Regions from separate parts of the Mus musculus genome. Here region 2 is linked to region 1. The links are chromatin loops, found by intact Hi-C in ENCODE. Cell type or tissue: left cerebral cortex. All regions are shown on one strand. Each heading gives the region's core, and the rest is flanking DNA. Links, peaks and the distances in the headings are about the cores only.

Evidence for each region. Hi-C counts contacts between places; a loop is a spot of excess contacts. Peaks named below come from ENCODE experiments on the same cell type or tissue, not always from the same donor. Only the 100,000 strongest peaks of a DNase experiment are listed, where the experiment ranks them.
Region 2: it touches region 1 in a loop (2.3-fold over the local background); 2 of 42 quality-filtered maps call a loop at or near these places.

What each region holds. Positions count from the first base shown.
Region 1 is chr7:95,696,063-95,705,010 of GRCm38, forward strand. No RefSeq gene overlaps it. Among named protein-coding and RNA genes, the nearest start is that of Gm39049, 75 kb to the right of the region's middle. In left cerebral cortex, for the core only: no CTCF peak of the experiment used is centred there; a DNase peak (open chromatin) is centred at 3,656.
Region 2 is chr7:95,762,707-95,771,654 of GRCm38, forward strand. No RefSeq gene overlaps it. Among named protein-coding and RNA genes, the nearest start is that of Gm39049, 8.3 kb to the right of the region's middle. In left cerebral cortex, for the core only: no CTCF peak of the experiment used is centred there; DNase peaks (open chromatin) are centred at 4,264, 4,750 and 5,134; H3K27ac peaks cover 994 bases.

The DNA of each region.
Region 1 (8,948 bases), core at 2,110-6,109:
CATGATTGTCCTCTGAAAGGCTCTACCCAGCAGCAGACTGAAACAGATGCAAATACCCATAGCCAAACATTTAATGAAGGTCAGGGACACTTATGAAAGAGATGGGTGGAGGATCAAAGTCTGAAGTAGATAGGAACCCCATGGGAAGACCAAGAATCAACAAATCTCAACCTCTAGGTGATCTCAGAGTCTGAGCTACCAACCCAAGGACATACAGAGGCTAGAACGAGGCCCCCCTGGCACATACACAGCAGTCAGGCAGTTCAGTCTTCATAGCTGCCTTGTCTACTCTCAGTGGGAGAGGATGTGCTTCATCTGGCAGAAACTTGATGTGCCAGGGTATGGGGATAGTCAGGGGGACCCCACTCTTAGAGGAGAAGGGAGAGGGAGTGGACTAGAGAATCTGTGAGAAAGATATTGGGGAAGCAGGGTTTGGGAAGTAAATTAAAAAAAAATTAATAACAGAAAAAAATCTTTGCAAAGTATTGGCTGGCTATCTAAGGTTTAGAAAATAAAAATACCCCATATTCACAACAAACCATAAAGTTAAGTACCCTCACACTAATTTTGTCAGGGAAGATATTGGTAGTAAAAGAAGACAGGAGATTTATATTTAAAAAAATTATCAGGAGGACTAAAGAGATGGCTCAGCAATTAAGAGTGCTTGTTGCTCTTCCATAGAATCCAAGATACTTCAAGTGACCCATCAAGCCACATAACTTCAGGTCAGGTATCAGATGCCTTTCTCTGACCTCTATATATGCCTATATGCAATACACTCACACAGAGAAGTACACATAAGCAGAAATAAAACTTAAAATGGAAAAAAAAGAAAAAGAGCTGAAACAGACCAAGCCCTGGAGATAGCTGGTTATCTTTCACAAAGGCAAAATCTAGGAAAGATGATCACATGATTATATAGCTTTAACTATTTCATTTCCTGTGCACATCCACCATGATGTTTTGGCTTATAAATGTTTTTTTTCCTATAGTATTTGCATTAAAGGAAAGATTAAGCATATTTTGTATATCTTTCAAAATAGTGATTTGAGATTTCTCTAACATCTATAGCCAAGCTACATAAGTGCCCTCATTCTCCTGTTTCCCACGATGGCTCTATCAGGAGTATTAGTGCATGGTACTAGGTTTAGGGAATTAGCATCAATACAGCATCAGTCTCTACACCTCCAGCACTGACCTTAAAATTTAGCATGCACGAAGCTTCCCTCTAGATAGAGTTGTGAAATGCAAACAGTAGCAGACAAAACTTCACAATGAGAAGACAGTGCAAAGAAATTATGTGTTTCTCCAGAGCCACAGAGCAATTAGGGAGCGGTAATCCTGACGTCCGTGGCTGCCAAATTTACTATACCTGTCACTTCACAAACATAGAAACATTTGTTCATTCGCCTACTCTTGTATTCAACCATAGAAGTACTATTTACGGTATCAGTAACTACAACAGCCATCGTTTGCGTGACAAACAGCATGGTAAGCCCTTTCCTTGCAGGATATCATTGAACTCAAGCAACCGCTCTCTGATATAGGTGGTGTGTTTTTCAAATTATAGATGAAGAAGTGAAGCCCAAGGAACATAAACATCTTGCCCAAAGTCACACCAACCGTGAGTGGTAGCTCCAGAAATGGAATCCAGATTTCTATTTGGTTTGGTTTTACTTCAGCGAAGCACATATAAAGTTACTCCTACATGTATTTCTCATTCTTTCAACAACAGTGGGGTCTACTAAGTATCATACACTACTAGTCAGAGCCTGAGAGACAAGAGTGGTAAATTCTTTCCTTTATGTCAGCCTCCAGATTAGCATGGATTCAAAAGAGACACGAGATAATACTGGATTTAACTGAGTTACATTGGATTAGACTAGAGGGGTTTTTATATTTGAATTTACTTGATTGACCTTGAGTACAGCTAAGTGCATTTCTCACACACATGACGGGATAAGAATAATAAAGGCATGTGGTTAGATAGAGTGCTCACTGACTAACAAGCTTCTTATGAAAGTGCAAGAATCTGAGGTTAGGCCCATATCCATTGAAAGGATATGAACATGGTTACATACACTGGTAACCCCAGCAATGGGAGTCAGGGACAGGAGGATTTCAGGAGCTTGTGTGGCCAAGGATTCTAGCCAAATGGCTGATCTAAGAGTTTAATGAGAGACTTGACCTCAAAGCAAAACTAGATGAAGAGGAACTGGAGACATGGCTTCACAATGAAGAGAATTTGCTGCTTTTTCAGGGGAATGAAGTTTAGTGCACAGTACTCACATTAGGGAACTCACATTAGCCTGTGATTCCACCACCAGAGATTCTACTGCTCTTTTCTGGCCTCCATGAACACCTGAATGTGTGTATATGCACATACATGCATACATAGATAGATAGATAGATAGATAGAGATAGATAGATTAATAGGTTGATAGAGATAGATCTTTAACAAACAAGGAGAAGAACAATGGATAAAGATACCAGATCCCAACCTCTGACCACATTTGCTCATTCATGCAGATGCCTAAACATGCACATACCACATACACACAAATAAATAAGATAGAATTGATAGAATAAAAAATAATAAATGTCTTTTGTTCTGAAAATGGTTCCCACAGGAAGTGAGTAAACAATTATTAATTTTCTATGACCCTTAAGCAAATCAAATGACACTTCTCTATGACAGCAAAGGCATTTGGGGTAGATTCAGGGTCATAGCACATGACCCTGGTCTTTAACCTGCTGAACATGGCATTCCTTTTTAGAGAAATCACCCAGTACTAAGGGTAATGCCCTACAAAGAGAAAAGACCTCACACAGAAAAGCCTCATTCCTTGTCTGCACTTTCAGCTTGCTGTTTATGTGCCCTTGTGCTGATTAATTACCAAGGCCCCAAGTACGCACTTCTGCAAACTGGGGCTAATGACATCTACGTTAGCGCACTTGGATGAGAATTAATGATTTTCGTGCAGATGTACAAGCTCTATTACTTGACACAAAGGAATCGCTCACTAAATATTACCTTCACTTTCATTTCAGTTCTGCCCCCAAACATAGGCCCCTGGCGATCCTGAAGAGTATCTACTTAGCATTTCATAAACTACAGTCTATAAAACAGGGGTACTAGGGACAAATATGCTAGGAAGCCCTGCATACCTTGCTCCCACTCTGAAGATTCACAGTGGATATTGGCATATAATGGTTGTAGGAAGCCCTGGTGTACAAAAAAAATCCGACAACAACAACAACAACAAAACCCAGCTATTTGCTATGAGCTTTGCATATTAACTTATCACTGCAGTTTTGCCCACTCATATGGGTATCTGCCAACTCACTTTATTGTATTTTTTATTTTGTTTATTTATGAATTCCTGCATTACTTCATTTGCTATTTAATCAGTGGGTGAATGTATGAAGCTATTTGAAAAAAGCAATGCCATGCCACATCTACAAATTTAATGTGTTCCAACAAGAGAGTCAAGATTCTAACGGTTCTTTTCCCCTCGGGAAAGCAAGGATGCTTTTGGGAGTGCTCCCTCGCTTCTATTACTGAGTTCTCTGATCTCCTTCAGAGCAGATGGCTCCTCTCTGTTACCTAATACACTAGTCATGGCAGATTCTCCGGAGCTGATTCTTCTTTACATTGCAAATTGATGACGATGATTAACTGTGTACTCTCTGAGCTCGTGGGTTGAACACGCATGCGCAAGCTTTTCTCTGACTTGGTCTTTGTTCGAGCAGTTCCTGCCACAAAGTGCACCCTTCCCCTGTACAACTGGAGGTTTGAAGTTTAGTTAATACATGCCCCAGTCTTTGCTTATGTTCTGCTTCCCCTGTGGCGCTTTTACCTGGCTTCTTCCCACTGGAGTTTCTTACTTCCCCGTGGTGTGCCCATCCAGCATTTCTGATATCACATAGAAAGTAGTTGAGTGGATTTTCTGACTACACACATTTTAGCAATGTTACCTGTCAGGTTGGTAGATGACTCTGTTTAAATCCCAACTATGAAATAAGGTCATTATTGACATTGTTTGCATGGTATTATAGTGGCTACAACATCTATGTTTAATCCCTCTCAAAGACATCCTGAAATGAATGTTACCAGCATCGCTTTTGCTAAACCTGTCGGTCTGTTTAGTTGCATGATTAGCTCTGTATAGGCTGCTCTACCAGTCAGTTAATAGCCATTACTTCTTATATTCTTTATTTGGATGCTCGGCCCAGTGCTTAGTAAACACATATGAACTTGAATTTAACTGATGACTAAGCATGTTAGTGAACATAAGGTTGACCCTGTTTTCCTTCCATGCCTATGAAGACTGTAGTTAAGACTCTAAAGTTGTTAACTGTAGACTGGTGGTGTTTTTCAGAAATTGCTTATTAAATCTGGGAGTTATCCAAAAGTTTGATGTGTAACCTTTTGATTTGATCACGCAACTTTACTATACAAAATTCACACCCAAGAACCGTGCAACCAAGTTACAAAAAAATAATGATAAAGCATCAATGTTTTAAGAAAGTTTATGATTGTTTAGTTGGACAGCATCTTTAGCTATCCTTGAGGCTCATGCCTGAAGGCCACAAAGTGGATATGTCTGCTAGGTATCTTTTAAGCACCATGATTTTTTTCTCTTCCTTACTTGCTTTTAGAGACATAGTCTAGTTATGTACACCTGGCTGGCCTAGATCTCACTAGATAGACCAAGCTGGCCTTGAACGTACGGCAATGTTCTCTTCTCAATGTTCTTTGGCTCTGCTTCTCAATGTCCTCCATTACAAATTTGTGCTACCCTGCTGAGCTGGGTATCTTACAGATCCTCATTGAGAGCCCCCAAGTTCTCAGTCATTGGAAACTGAGAAGTCAGTACAAGTATTTTCCCATCATCCTTTTCCTGGCTACCTTATTGTGGATGTACACTGGCCATTGATTCCAAGAGAGAAATCATTGCAAAGGGACATGGGGTTAGCCTGAGGTGGGTGAGCAATAGCAGAGTAATTTCTTTTGAACCATATTCACTATTCAAAAAGACTTTTCTAGGCAAGATACTGGCCTAGTAGTTGCTAAGAGTGATGCAAAAGAAAAAAAAGTTAAAGAAACCAATAATTCTCAATACAAGACCCTCAACCTTTCCTAATTGCCTTTATTCCTCAACCCTTTGAAATGAACTGTACCTACATGACTCCCACCTGACCTTCCATAACCACACATCCCAGGTTTGTTTACTGTGAAATATGCCAAGCTCCTACTTCCCTCTGACTATACTGAGACAGAAATTAATATTTATGCAGATCACACTATGCCTAAAACGTCATATAACAATCTAAGAAATTCTTACAAAACCTTGGGCTCTAGGTAGAATGATTCATTTTGATACATTAAATGGGAAGATTATAAATAGCACCTACAGAGAATGTGTTGCTTCTCAGGCACAGAAGGAGCACAGAGTGGGGATTGCAGTGTGTGGGGGGATGGGGGGTGGGGGTACAGAATAATGATCAGAAACACATACTGTTCTTGTCTTCACTAGCCTGGCAGCTAAATGACTCAGCAGTAATTTTGTTTATAGGAGAGTTTTCAGTTTCAGAATAACCCTAACTACAAATAATCTCTGTTATAGAAATGGGAGTGGCAAGTTAGGATGCTTTAGATGTATAATAGCAGAGTTACTTTTCTGCAGAACCTCACAACATTGTTGAATAGTAACAAACAACTCCGTTCTTGTTAGCTAAAGATTCTCACCAATGTGAGCAGCTTAACTAACCTTCTTCATTAGGGAACGAATCCTGAACACATAAGGTTATTGCTGTAAGAGAACTAGTCAGGGTTCTCTGCAAGAGAACTGGTCAGGGTTCTCTGAAAGAATTAAAGGAGGGAAAGACCAGGTAATACCTTGTATACCTTGCAGTATGGAAGTAGATCTGGGCAGAGAAGTCAGCAGGCAGAAGCTGGGAGGGTACTGAATGGCACTGTATCACCATGAGAGGAGGTGACTCTAATGAGTAAAAACAAAATAAAGCCGGGCAGGGGTGGCACATGCCTTTAATCCCAGCACTTAGGAGGCAGAGGCAGGTCGATTTCTGAGTTCGAGGACAGCCTGGTCTACAGAGTGAGTTCCAGGAGAGCCAGGGCTATACAGAGAAACCCTGTAAATAGCACGTGCCAGAAGTGTAGGGTGTAACTGTATTAAGATGGAGGAAGGTTCCTATGGTTACCTATCTAGGTTCCATGGCTTGGTACTCAGAGATACTTATTGGGGAATTTCCTTGTAGGTCGGTGAGTCTGAACTTTTAAAAGCAACCAATATGGCTGTGAAATAAGTTGTCCTAAGACAATTTTGAGAAATACTATTGGAGCAAATAAAGAGATTTAATAACAAAGCTTTGAGGGGAAAAAATATATTTTCAAGAAGTGACAGGGGATAGAGACAACAAAGGAAGTAAGTAGGAAGTGGGGGTGAGGAAAGGTAGCCCAGGACAGGATCCCCAGACCCGATATGTTGGGATTGAATGAGCATGGAATGGAGCAGAATAGTTTCCAGAATTGTGTTTAAACGGAAAGTAAACCAGCTGGAATGATCGACGGCATTCAGTTTATTTTCTAAATGTTTGTGATCTTCAATGAATTCCCTTGCTTGGAATTTTCAGTAGATAGGATAAAAACAGAGACAGGATTTTCTCTCACCAAATATTTTAATGGAAACTTTTAAGAATACACCAGAGTTGAAAAAAAAATGTTATGATGATCCCCGAGTAAGTATATCCACTTCCTAGACTCTTCCATTAATATTGACTTGGTGACTTATAGCTTATCTATATATCTACTCTTCCATCTGCTTTTCAGTGCATTTCAAAGTTAATTGCAGACATGAACACATTTCTTCCTAAATAATTCAGGATACACATCACTAACTAGAGTTCAATATTTGTTTACAGTTGTTAATGCACAATTTCTGTGCAATGAAATGCATGATTATTAAGTATACATTCACTGAATATTGACAATTGCACGCACCTGGGCAGCCCAAACATCCATCCAAATGTGAAACATTGCTATCACTCCCCTTCCAAGCAGCAGCGTTATTCTAACCTCTTCTGCTCTGTATATTTCTTCTGTTTATGAATTTCATATAAATGCAATCATACACTATGTTCTTGGCTACATAAGGCTTCATTTACGGAGCAAAATGGTTTTGAGATTCAGCCATGTTGTTGAAAGCATTTTATTCATGAATAATCAATTCAGTGAATCTACTGAAGTTTGTTTATCTGTTCTCCTACTGAAGGTTAGCTGGGCAGTCTCAGCACCGAGTGACCATGAAAACAGCCTGTGGAAGTCCTTTGTGACTGTTTTCCTTTGTCCCAGGTAAATACTCAAGAGTAGAGAATTTTCTGTGTTTTGGTCCTGACCCTTTGTCAGATGTGTGTATTGTAGATTGTAATTGCTCTCGGGGCTTATTATTCATCTTATTTACAGGATCTTCCCAATGAGCAATAAGCTTTCATTTTTATGAATTCAAAGTTGTCATTTTCCTTCCATGGTTACCTCTTTTAATGGACTGTGTACAAACTGTCTGCCTATTCCAATTCATGAAAACACTCTGGGTTTACTAAAACTTTATACCTTTGTTCTACATGTAATCCATGAAGCTTCATGAATGTTTTTAAATACATTCCAATTTCATTTTTACCCTCTCGGTCCATTTACTAGGATATAATAGCTCCTTTTGCCATTGGATTAATTTCATGCTTTTCAAAAAATTGATCCTCACATTAGGACATCTCTAACTCTAGGATCTCTCTCCAGGCCTTTGACCCATCTCTTCATTCCTAGGCCCAAGCAATACCCTCCAGAATAGTCGTTCCCAACCTTCCTAATGCAGTTCCTCAGGTTGTGGTGACCCCAACCTTAAACTGATTCTGTTATTTCTCCATAGCTGGAGTTTGTTTTGTTATGAATCATAATGTAAATATCTGATATGCAGGATATGGGTCATGACCCACAAGTGGAGAACTGTTGCTTTAGATCATTGTAGCCTTAGAGGTAGTGCGTACAATTTTATTTATCATTTTCAAGACTGACTTGGATACACTGTGTATTTATATCAGTGTGAATTTCCAAACAAGATTGTCATTATATAATTGCTTCCTCAGAAAGCATCCTGTATTGTTAAGAGAATTGAGAGTTTAATACAATTGCACCAAACCATATCTTAGTACCTTATTTAATTTCTGCCCATAAATATGTCTTAGTTTCATTGTAGGATCTTGCAAAAATCTTTTCTTACACCTCCTTGACATATTTTGCATCCCAAAATATGGATTGTTTTAATTTTCCTAGCACTTGATGCTATAATATGAACAAATATGTAATTGATCTTTATGTATTAGTCTTTGATAGCCTAGCTAATTTCAGTCATCATTCTCAGTAGCTCATAAATTTCATAGCATTTTCTGCCCAAACAACAAGGTCATTTGTAATTATCTTTTCAGTCTCTGGCCTTTTGGTTGTTCATCTTGATTTTTTTGCCATTTTTGAGGATTTTAAAAATGAGCCCTATATTTACATCATTTCCCCCTCCCTTCATTTCTCCTGTGACCCCCCTGAACAACTTCACAAATCCCTAGCTTCTTATTCTTTAATGATTACATTTTCATATAAACATGTTAACTCATGCATATCAATTTCAAAATAGAGCTTATTGAGTCCACTACGTGTTGTACATATGTATTTATATTTTAGAGCTCCCCTCTTGGGATTAGATAACCTATCTGGGACCTTATTCTTGGAGCTATTGATTCTCTCTCTGCAGCAGTCGTTAACTGCCTGTAGCCCTTCATCTGGGGGTGGGACCTTATGAGATTTCCCCCATGTACGTTGACATGTCAGTTTGGGTTGTCAATATTTGCTGTTTTGGTTTTCTTTTTTCTTTCTTCCT
Region 2 (8,948 bases), core at 1,883-5,882, 66 kb after region 1:
CAGGATGATATTTTCAAGTTTCATCCATTTGCCTGCAAATTTCATGAAGTCATTGTTTTTAATAGCTGAGTAGTATTCCATTGTGTAAATGTACAACATTTCTGTATCTATTCCTCAGTTGAGGAACATCCGGGTTGTTTCCAGCTTCTAGATATTATAAATAAGGCTGCTATGAGCATAGTGGAGCATGTGTCCTTATTACATGTTGGAGCATCTTCTGGGTATATGCCCAGGAATAGTATAGCTGGATCCTCAGGTAGTAATATGTACAGTTTTCTGAGGAACTGCCAAACTGATTTCCAGAGTGTTTGTACCAGCTTGCAATCCCACCAGCAATGGAGGAATATTCTTCTTTCTCCACATCCTAGCCAGCATCTACTGTCACCTGAGTTTTTGAACTTAGCCATTCTGACTGGTGTGAGGTGGAATCTCATGGTTGTTTTGATTTGCATTTCCTGATGACTAAGGATGTTAAACATTTCTTTAGGTGCTTTTCAGCCGTTCCAGTTTTCACAGTTGAGAATTCTCTGTTCAGCTGTGTTTATCATTTTTAAATAGGGTTATTTGGTTCTCTGGAGCCTAACTTCTTGAGTTCTTTGTATATATTGGATATTAGCCCTCTATTGGATTTGGGATTGGTAAAGATCTTTTCCCAACCTGTTCGTGGCCATTTTGTCCTATTAACAGTGTCCTTTCCCTTACAGAAGCTTTGCAATTTTATGAGGTCCCATTTGTCAATTCTTGACCTTAGACCATAAGCCATTTCTGTTCAGGAAATTTTCCTCTGTGCCCATGTATTCAAGGCTCTTTCCTTCCTCCGGCCCTTTCTCTTCTATTAGATTCAGTGTATCTAGTTTTATGTGGAGGTCCTTGATCCATTTGGACTTGAGCTTTGTACAGGAAGATAAGAATGGATCAATTTGCTTTTTTCTTCATGTTCACTGCCAGTTGAACCAGCACCATTTTTTGAAAATGCTGTCCTTTTCCACTGGATGGTTTTAGCTCCTTTGTTAAAGATCAAGTGACCATACATGCGTGGGATCATTTCTGCGTCCTCAATTGTATTCCATTGATCTACCTGCCTGTCACTGTACCTATACCATGCAGTGTTTTTGTTTGTTTGTTTGTTTGTTTGTTTTTTATCACTGTTACTCTGTAGTACAGCTTGAGATCAGGGATGGTGATTCCCCCAGAAGTCCTTTTATTCTTGATATAAGTTTTCACTATCCTGGTTGTTTTGTTTTTGTTTTTTGTTATTCCCAATAAATTTGAGAATTACTCTTTCAAACTGCATGAAGAACTGAGTTGGAATTCTGATGGGGATTACATTGAAACTATAGATTGCTTTAGGCAAGATGGTCATTTTTACTATATTAATCCTGCCAATCCATGAGCATGGGAGAGTCTTTCAACTTCTGAGATCTTCTTCAATTTCTTTCTTAAGAGACTTGAAGTTCTTGTCATACAGATCTTTCACTTGCTTGGTTAGAGTCACACCAAGATATTTTATATTGTTTGTGAATATTGTAAAGGGTGTCATTTCCCTAATTTCTTTCTCAGCCTGTTTATCCTTTCAGTATAGGAAGGCTACTGACTTGTTTGTGATAATTTTATATCCAGAGACTTTGCTGAAGTTGTTTAACAGCTATAGGAGTTCTCTGGTGGAATTTTTGGGGTCACTTAGGTATACAATAATGTAATCGGAAAATAGTGGTAGTTTGATTTTTTTTCTGTCCCAATTTGTATCCCTTTGACCTCCTTTTGTTGTCCAATTGTTCTAGCTCGAAATTCAAGTATTATATTGAATAGATAGGGAGAGAGTGGGCAGTCTTGTCTAGTCCCTGATTTTAGTGGGATTTCTCCAAGTTTTTCTCCACTTAGTTTTGATGTTGGCTACTGGTGTGCTGTATATTGCTTTCACTATGTTTAGGTATGGGCCTTGAATTCCTGATCTTTCCAAGACTTTTAACATGAAGGGATGCTGAATTTTGTCAAATGATTCTTCAGCATCTCCTGGCTTCATTCTTAATCATGTAATTTGCATCTCCAATGAAATTATTTCAAGGCAGCAGAGCCTATCCTTCATTAATTGATAAAGTGGGAAATGCCAGTAGAAAAGAAGTCTCTTGCCAGAAATCCATGTCATTGGGCAGAGCGGGAGGGTGTTTGATCTCAGCTTTAGCTGATTTCAAAGACAGTGTCTTCTGCAATGCCAAGAGAATGAGAATGGGATCTTAAGGATCAGATTCAAGTTCTAGTCTCACCTTTAAGCATGTAGCCTTGATGAAATTACAAACTTTCCATGCACTTCAATTTTTGCCATCCTCTGCTATTTTAGGGGGCCCATAGTGCCACCTTGGATGAATTTGTTCTATATAGTAGCAACTAAAAGTACCAAGGTACTAGAAATTACTCCATTTAGAAGCTATCTTGTTCATTTAGTTTTGTTTAATTTTTAATCACATTTATTTACCATTGTTCTGGAGAGAGTAAAGGACATATACAGAGGACATGGGGAAGTTAGAGGACAACTTGGAGAGTCAGATTTCTCTTTCCAACATGTGGCTCCCCAGTTCTGAGTTCAGGTGAGCTTGACAGCAAGACCCTTTACCTGCTGGGCCACCTCACTAGCTCCCTTGTTTTGTTTTTGAGCCAAAGTCTCCTCACATGACCCAGTCTAGCTTTGAACTCAGCACTTAATGTGGGATTACAAGCCTATACTGCCTTATCAGCTTTTGTTTGATTAGCAACCAAAGGTGTTAAATTTAGTTGCTTTCCTATTTTAATCATAATAAAAACCAATCTAAGTTTGAAAGAGTGTTGAGCTGAGCTGTCCAATATCTATGTCTGTTTGTATAAGTTACAAAGTCCTAATATTGATCCGTGATTTGATACCAAGAAAAAGCATATAATTTCAAGTGTATCCATTCATATAAAAATACAAGCATGTTTATCAAAGTGATTCCAACTTGAATAGGTAAGAAAGAAAGAAACTGCTATAGAGCATGGTGATACTGGTATCTCTCTTATTTCCATTCAAGATGAAAACCTCAAGCCAGAGCTGGGGAGATAGCTCAGTAGGTAAAGTACTTGTCATACAACCAGAAAGACTTAAGAGGATTGCAAGAACCCAAGTAAAAGCTGGGCATGGTTGAACACATCTGAAAGCCCAGGACCGGGAGACTGAGACAGGTGGATCGTGGGGGCTTTTAAAAAGCTCCAAGTTCAGGAAGAGACCCTGTTCCAAGAAAGTAAGACGGAGAGTCTGGCATGTGACACAGCAGGTAAAATTGTTTCTAGAAAATCTTGAGAGCTAAAATTCCTCTCCTTGGGACCCACATAAAAGTTAGGTGGATACAGCAGGCTTCCTGTAATGGCAGCCTTGGAAGCCAGAGACAGGGAAGCCCAAGCACAAGCTGGTTGTCTAGACTAAGACAGGGAGATCTAGCTTTAAATGGGAGATCTTGTCCAACATCTAAGCTAGAGAGATAAAGGGATATCTTGACATCATCCTCTGGCTTCTATGCACGTCCATCCCATCCACATGAATAAGTACATGCATATATCTGTGCACACATGCTGGCTTAGTCAGGGTTCTCTACAGTAACAGAACTTACCAAATGACTCTCTGTTTATATAGAAAGGGGGGTTATTAGAATGACTTCCTCCTAATCCAACAATAGCCAACTGTGGACGGAGAGTCCAAGAATAGGTAGTAGGTGTTCACTCCACAAGGCTGGATATCTTAGCTGGTCTTGAGTATAGACCAGAATCCGGAAGAAGTAGGCTCTGATGCCATTGAAGGAACAGACTTAATAACAAAGAGAGGGCAATTAGGCAAAGAGCCAAAGCTTCTGTCCTCTGTATCCTTATGTAGACTTCTGGTAGAAGGTTTGGCTCAGATCAAAGTTTTGCCTTCCCCTGTCAAGACACAAATTAAAGGCATGTGACTTCCATCTGGGAATTTACATAATTCTAGATGTAAACCAAGAATACATATCACAGATGCAAATACTGAGTACACATACACAACACACAACACACAAATACACACAGGCCACCAGCTGATTCTCACAGCGAATCGTGAGTGCCACTGCACAGCAGGGCAGGGTAGCCTAGTGACTGAATTCCTCCCTCCAACTCAGTTGTCTGCTTATGAGAGCCCTCAGTGTATCTCTGGCTCAGTTTTCCCAAGGTGTCAAAAGAACCTTAGCTTTTATGTGAAGCAGAGTGTTTGCTCCTTACTCGTGAAGTTTCCACTTTTGTGGGGCAGATTGTAGGTGGGCGAGATGAAGATTCCAGATTTGGAAATAGGAGCAACTTCTTGGCACAATGGTCTGTCATAAAATGATCACAAGAGCAGTGTTACCCAGCTGTGTCTCTCAACTGCAGTTTCCCCATCTGTAAATATAGATATTAGTTGCAACTACATGGGATATTAGGGGATTAAATAAGTTATGAACTAGTGAGCACTATATAAGTATAAATCATTATAACATGATCATTATTTTATATATATTAAGACCAAAGGGCATAACCTCTTTTAAATAATTATTCTTCACTCCTTTTCTCTCTTACATATTACATATCTAATTTTATCCTAGCAGAGTTTTGCTTTCTAAACCAGATTGTACTGAGCCTTCATGCATACCATGGCGTGCCTAGGAGTGAGTGTTCCCGTTTACCTGTAACAACAGCTATTAGTGGTTGGGTGATGGCTTAGGGCTCTTTCACAGAGTCCTGTTTCCTCCTTAGGTGTTATTCTGCCTCGTTAGGGAGAGAAAACCAGAGGAGCTGTCATATGCCACCTGTCATTCCTCTAGATTTAGACATGAAAATTGATTCCAGACAGAAGAAAGAAAATGAGCTCCACTCATCTGTGGTCCTCATCTCTGAGTGGCCCCATGTCTTTAAGGAGCCATCAAGGATGTAACAGAAAGCATCTTACATTGAGATGCCAGAACGAAGCCATTTTGTATTTCACAGAGGGTTGGATTTTGTGGACTCCCCTCTGAAATATCTGGTTATTATGTACTTATTATTTGTAAAATAAAATGTGTCTTTTATACAGCCCTTGCTGCCCTGTCTTCAAAGTCCAAATCTCCAGCAGATGCCTATGTTGGCTGCTTCACCAAATGCTTTTACTTACCAAAACTCAGTTGCCTACCTTAATATTGACATGGGTCTCTGAGGCGTTCTGCGAGTTAGCACTTTTTTAAAAAAATACATAATTTAACATCTTGTCTGTTTCTCCCAGAGAAGATGAAGTGACAAAGAAAAACACCAACGTTAGTACAGAGTGAGCAGCTACAGGAGAAGTCAGCAACCACACAGAGAAAGAAGGGATAATGGTACTACGAATGTAGATGAAATCATTACTATAATTGAACAATAGATAGCATCACAATGTATCTGGGACTTGAGTTAATTTGTCTTTGGTTGGTGCGTGTTGTCTGTTTGCTCTAGTTCGAGTTTTGAACATCCATGATAAGTAGGAGACAGCCTGGAACAGCAATACAGACTAGTGGGAAGGGACCTATTCCTAAATCAGCACTATATTCTCTGTGTTAACTGAAGTGAAATCCCAATGGGAAAAGCAGAATGTGCCCCATTGTCTGCTGCACGGAGGCCCTGAGGTCTGAGCCTCCTTCACCATCAGGTGCCTACATGCATCTTTTCTATCTGCTCGGGCTCGTGCTTATGCCCACTGCCATTCCCTCACTACATGAGCCTGGGAACACGGATTACTGGCTTATTTTTGCAGGTTGATTTAAAAATCAATTCTATCTGAACGAATCCATTATGGCCAGTATTACATGACACAAACAACTGTAGGCGTATTTCGTGTCTTTTTCCATTTTCATATCTCTTTATTATACAAATGTTTGTACATCCCCACTACATGACCACATCTAGGCTAGGCACAGAGAAACTCCACATCATGTGAGGTTGATAAGACAGGGTGCTTTAAGGGGCATTCACAAGCATTCACAAGAAGAGGGCCTTTGTCCAGATCAATGCTCTTGACATTGGGGATTGGTTTTAGTAAATGTCCTGTACTCTGTGACCTATAGAGCAAACAAACCTCTCAATCAAACTAAATTCCAATAGCACCTCTTCCACAGTCAGGGCATTCAAATATGTCATGAGACATTGTCTGGAAATGTCCTCAAAAGGATCAATTAACTCTATCTGAGAACCACTGACACAAGGCTGGACAGCATTGAGTATGGTGAAGTCATATTACCAACTGTAGGCCACAGTGCAGTATACTTCCAATGGCCCCTGGACATTGGCTTTCTAATTTATAGCCCATGACACAGAGACAATGACTTAATCTCTCTGGGCTTCAGTTTTCTATGTGTAAAATTTGGATAAGAATACATTATGATGATGACAATGGTGATCAGCAATGTGTCACTTGTATATCTTTCTCCTCTCTGGATGGTACACTACTTCTTCAGAGTAAGAACCTGTATGGCTATCTTTTAATCTAGCCTCATGACACCTTCACAGAGACATCAGTGCTAAGAAAGGAATGTGATGCCTTTGACTCAAGCCTTGGTTTTCTGGTCAAGTCATGGAACCCAGCCACACAGCTCCTGAACACCAGGCCTATGTATCAGTGCAGAGACAAAAGCTGTGAGGAACATTAGCAGCTATTCAGAGCTGGGGGGAAGATCAAAGGAATTAACTACTAGGATAGTCTTCCCTGAATAGTTGCACATAGTGTGTTCCCAAATAAACATCTGGATGTGGGGACAGATGCCAGAGGGGTGGCAGAGGTAACTTCCACATTCCACATTGCTCCAGGTAGCAAGGACACTTTAAATTAGTGGTTTTCAATCTGTGGGTCATGACCCCTTTGGGGGGAGGGAATGAAAGAACCCTTTCACAGGAGCCACATATCAAATATCCTGCATATCATATATTTACATTATGATTCATAACAATAGGAAGGTTGAGAATCACTGCTCTAGATGGTCTCCCTAATCCAGGGAGAACCTCAGGGATAGCCAGCATCTGCCCCATGACCTTTTGTGTTTTAATGCAGCATCTACAATTCTTTTGCCCTGCACCAATTAAGGAATACATGAACATTCATAGGATCAGGTTCTCATAGGTACCAGCTGTGTCTCTTTCACTGTATCACCTGAACAAGCTGTGGGAGTCCTCAGATGACAGGATGGCAGGATTTCTATACCTTCTCCTAAGCAGCTGTCCATCTCACCTCAGAACCTTATCACTCCAGCTAGACTGGGATTCTTCAGCCCACAGATGGGCTTGTTCACATTCTCAGAAACAGCGAAGGTTTCTATTGTTCTGATGAAACAATAGAGCCAAAAACCAACTTGGAGAGAAAAACATTTGCTTCTAAACAATTTTATAGTCTGTCATCCAAGGAAGTCTGGACGGGAACTCAAGGCACAAAGCTAGAGGGAGGAGCTGGAACAGAGACGATGGGGCTCTATATATTGGCTTGTTCAGTCTCCTTCACACAGCACTCCGAACTACCTGCGCAGCGATAGCGTCACCCACAGTGGGCCAGTCCCTCTCACATTATATTAGTCATTAACTAAGGAAATGCCTCCCAGCCTCATCTTACTGCAATCTTTTCTCAGCTGCGGTTCCCTCCTTTCAGATGACTCTAGATTTTCTAAGGTTGACAAAAAGCTAGCCAGCACAGAGTTTATCTACTATCATACTTAAAATTTGCTACGGCAACCCATTTTGTGCCTGAAATTCCATTCCTCCTGAGTTTTGCTTCTCCTACATTTTCTTGAAACTCACCAGAACAGTACAATGCATCCTCACAGCCTGTAGATTCTGGTTACAATGTGTCCTCACAGTCTGTAGATTCTGGAGTGCTTATGGTCTTTCTCCTCTCCCATGTCTGCCTAGGGATTGTTAGTTATCTTGCAGCTGGCCTGTTACCTCCTCCTGTGTGTTCCTTAAGCATAATAAATAGTGATCTAGATGTGCTTACTGCCCACTATGTTCTAGAGCACTGGTTCTCAACGTTCCTAATGCTGCTGCAATCCTGTAACACAGTTTTCCATGTTGGGGTGGCCCCCAACCATGAAATTAATTTGTTGCCTTTTCATAACTGTAATTTTGCTACTGTTGTGAATCATAATGTAAATATATAATATTCAGGATACATGATATGTCACCCCCGCAAGGGGTCAGGGCTCTATAGTATTCTAGAACATACCCCTATAGCCCCCCATTGAGATGCCTGCTCTACTCCATAGCCTGTGGACTACTGAGGTCCTTCTGGGCTTTACAGTTTGAGGAACCTTCTCCAGCTCTGTCAACCCTCAGGTTACCCATGCGTTGCTCTTCAACAGTCCCCTTCCTCACTAATAACCCTAATCCATTCCAGCCATGGGAAGACGTGAGAGATTCTTTTTCAAATCTGCCTCAGCTGATTTGATGGGATGCTGGAGTACAGCTGTCCATCATCTCAAGTTTCCCTTCCCCTCCCCCTCATCATCACCCCTTTCCTTCACAAGTAAATCCTGTTCTTGTATCATGAAGAGCAGCTTTATCCAGTACTCAAAACAATGGGGACAAGATATCCAGTCTCTGCATGACCTCACTACCATGAGTGGGATAATCAGATCCCTGCCTGCCCCAATTAGTGGTTCCCTCTTTAGCAGAATTATTTCCCTGCTTCTAAGAAAAACAAGCTTATCTCTATTCCACTACCTGTGTTACCCATTGCTGGAATCCAGTGAAACCCAAAACAAGTGGTAAGGACCACCCGTAATGATTTCAGTGTTTGGTGTTTCCATGATGACACTTAGGCTAGGCAGCCAGCCATTCTGTACTCAGAAACCAAGGACATCCTGGGATGCAGGGTCTTGAGCCTGGGAAAGTAGGTTTTGATCACACACCATCCCACAACAGAAAAAATATGATGGAGGGAAAACTTGTCACATTTT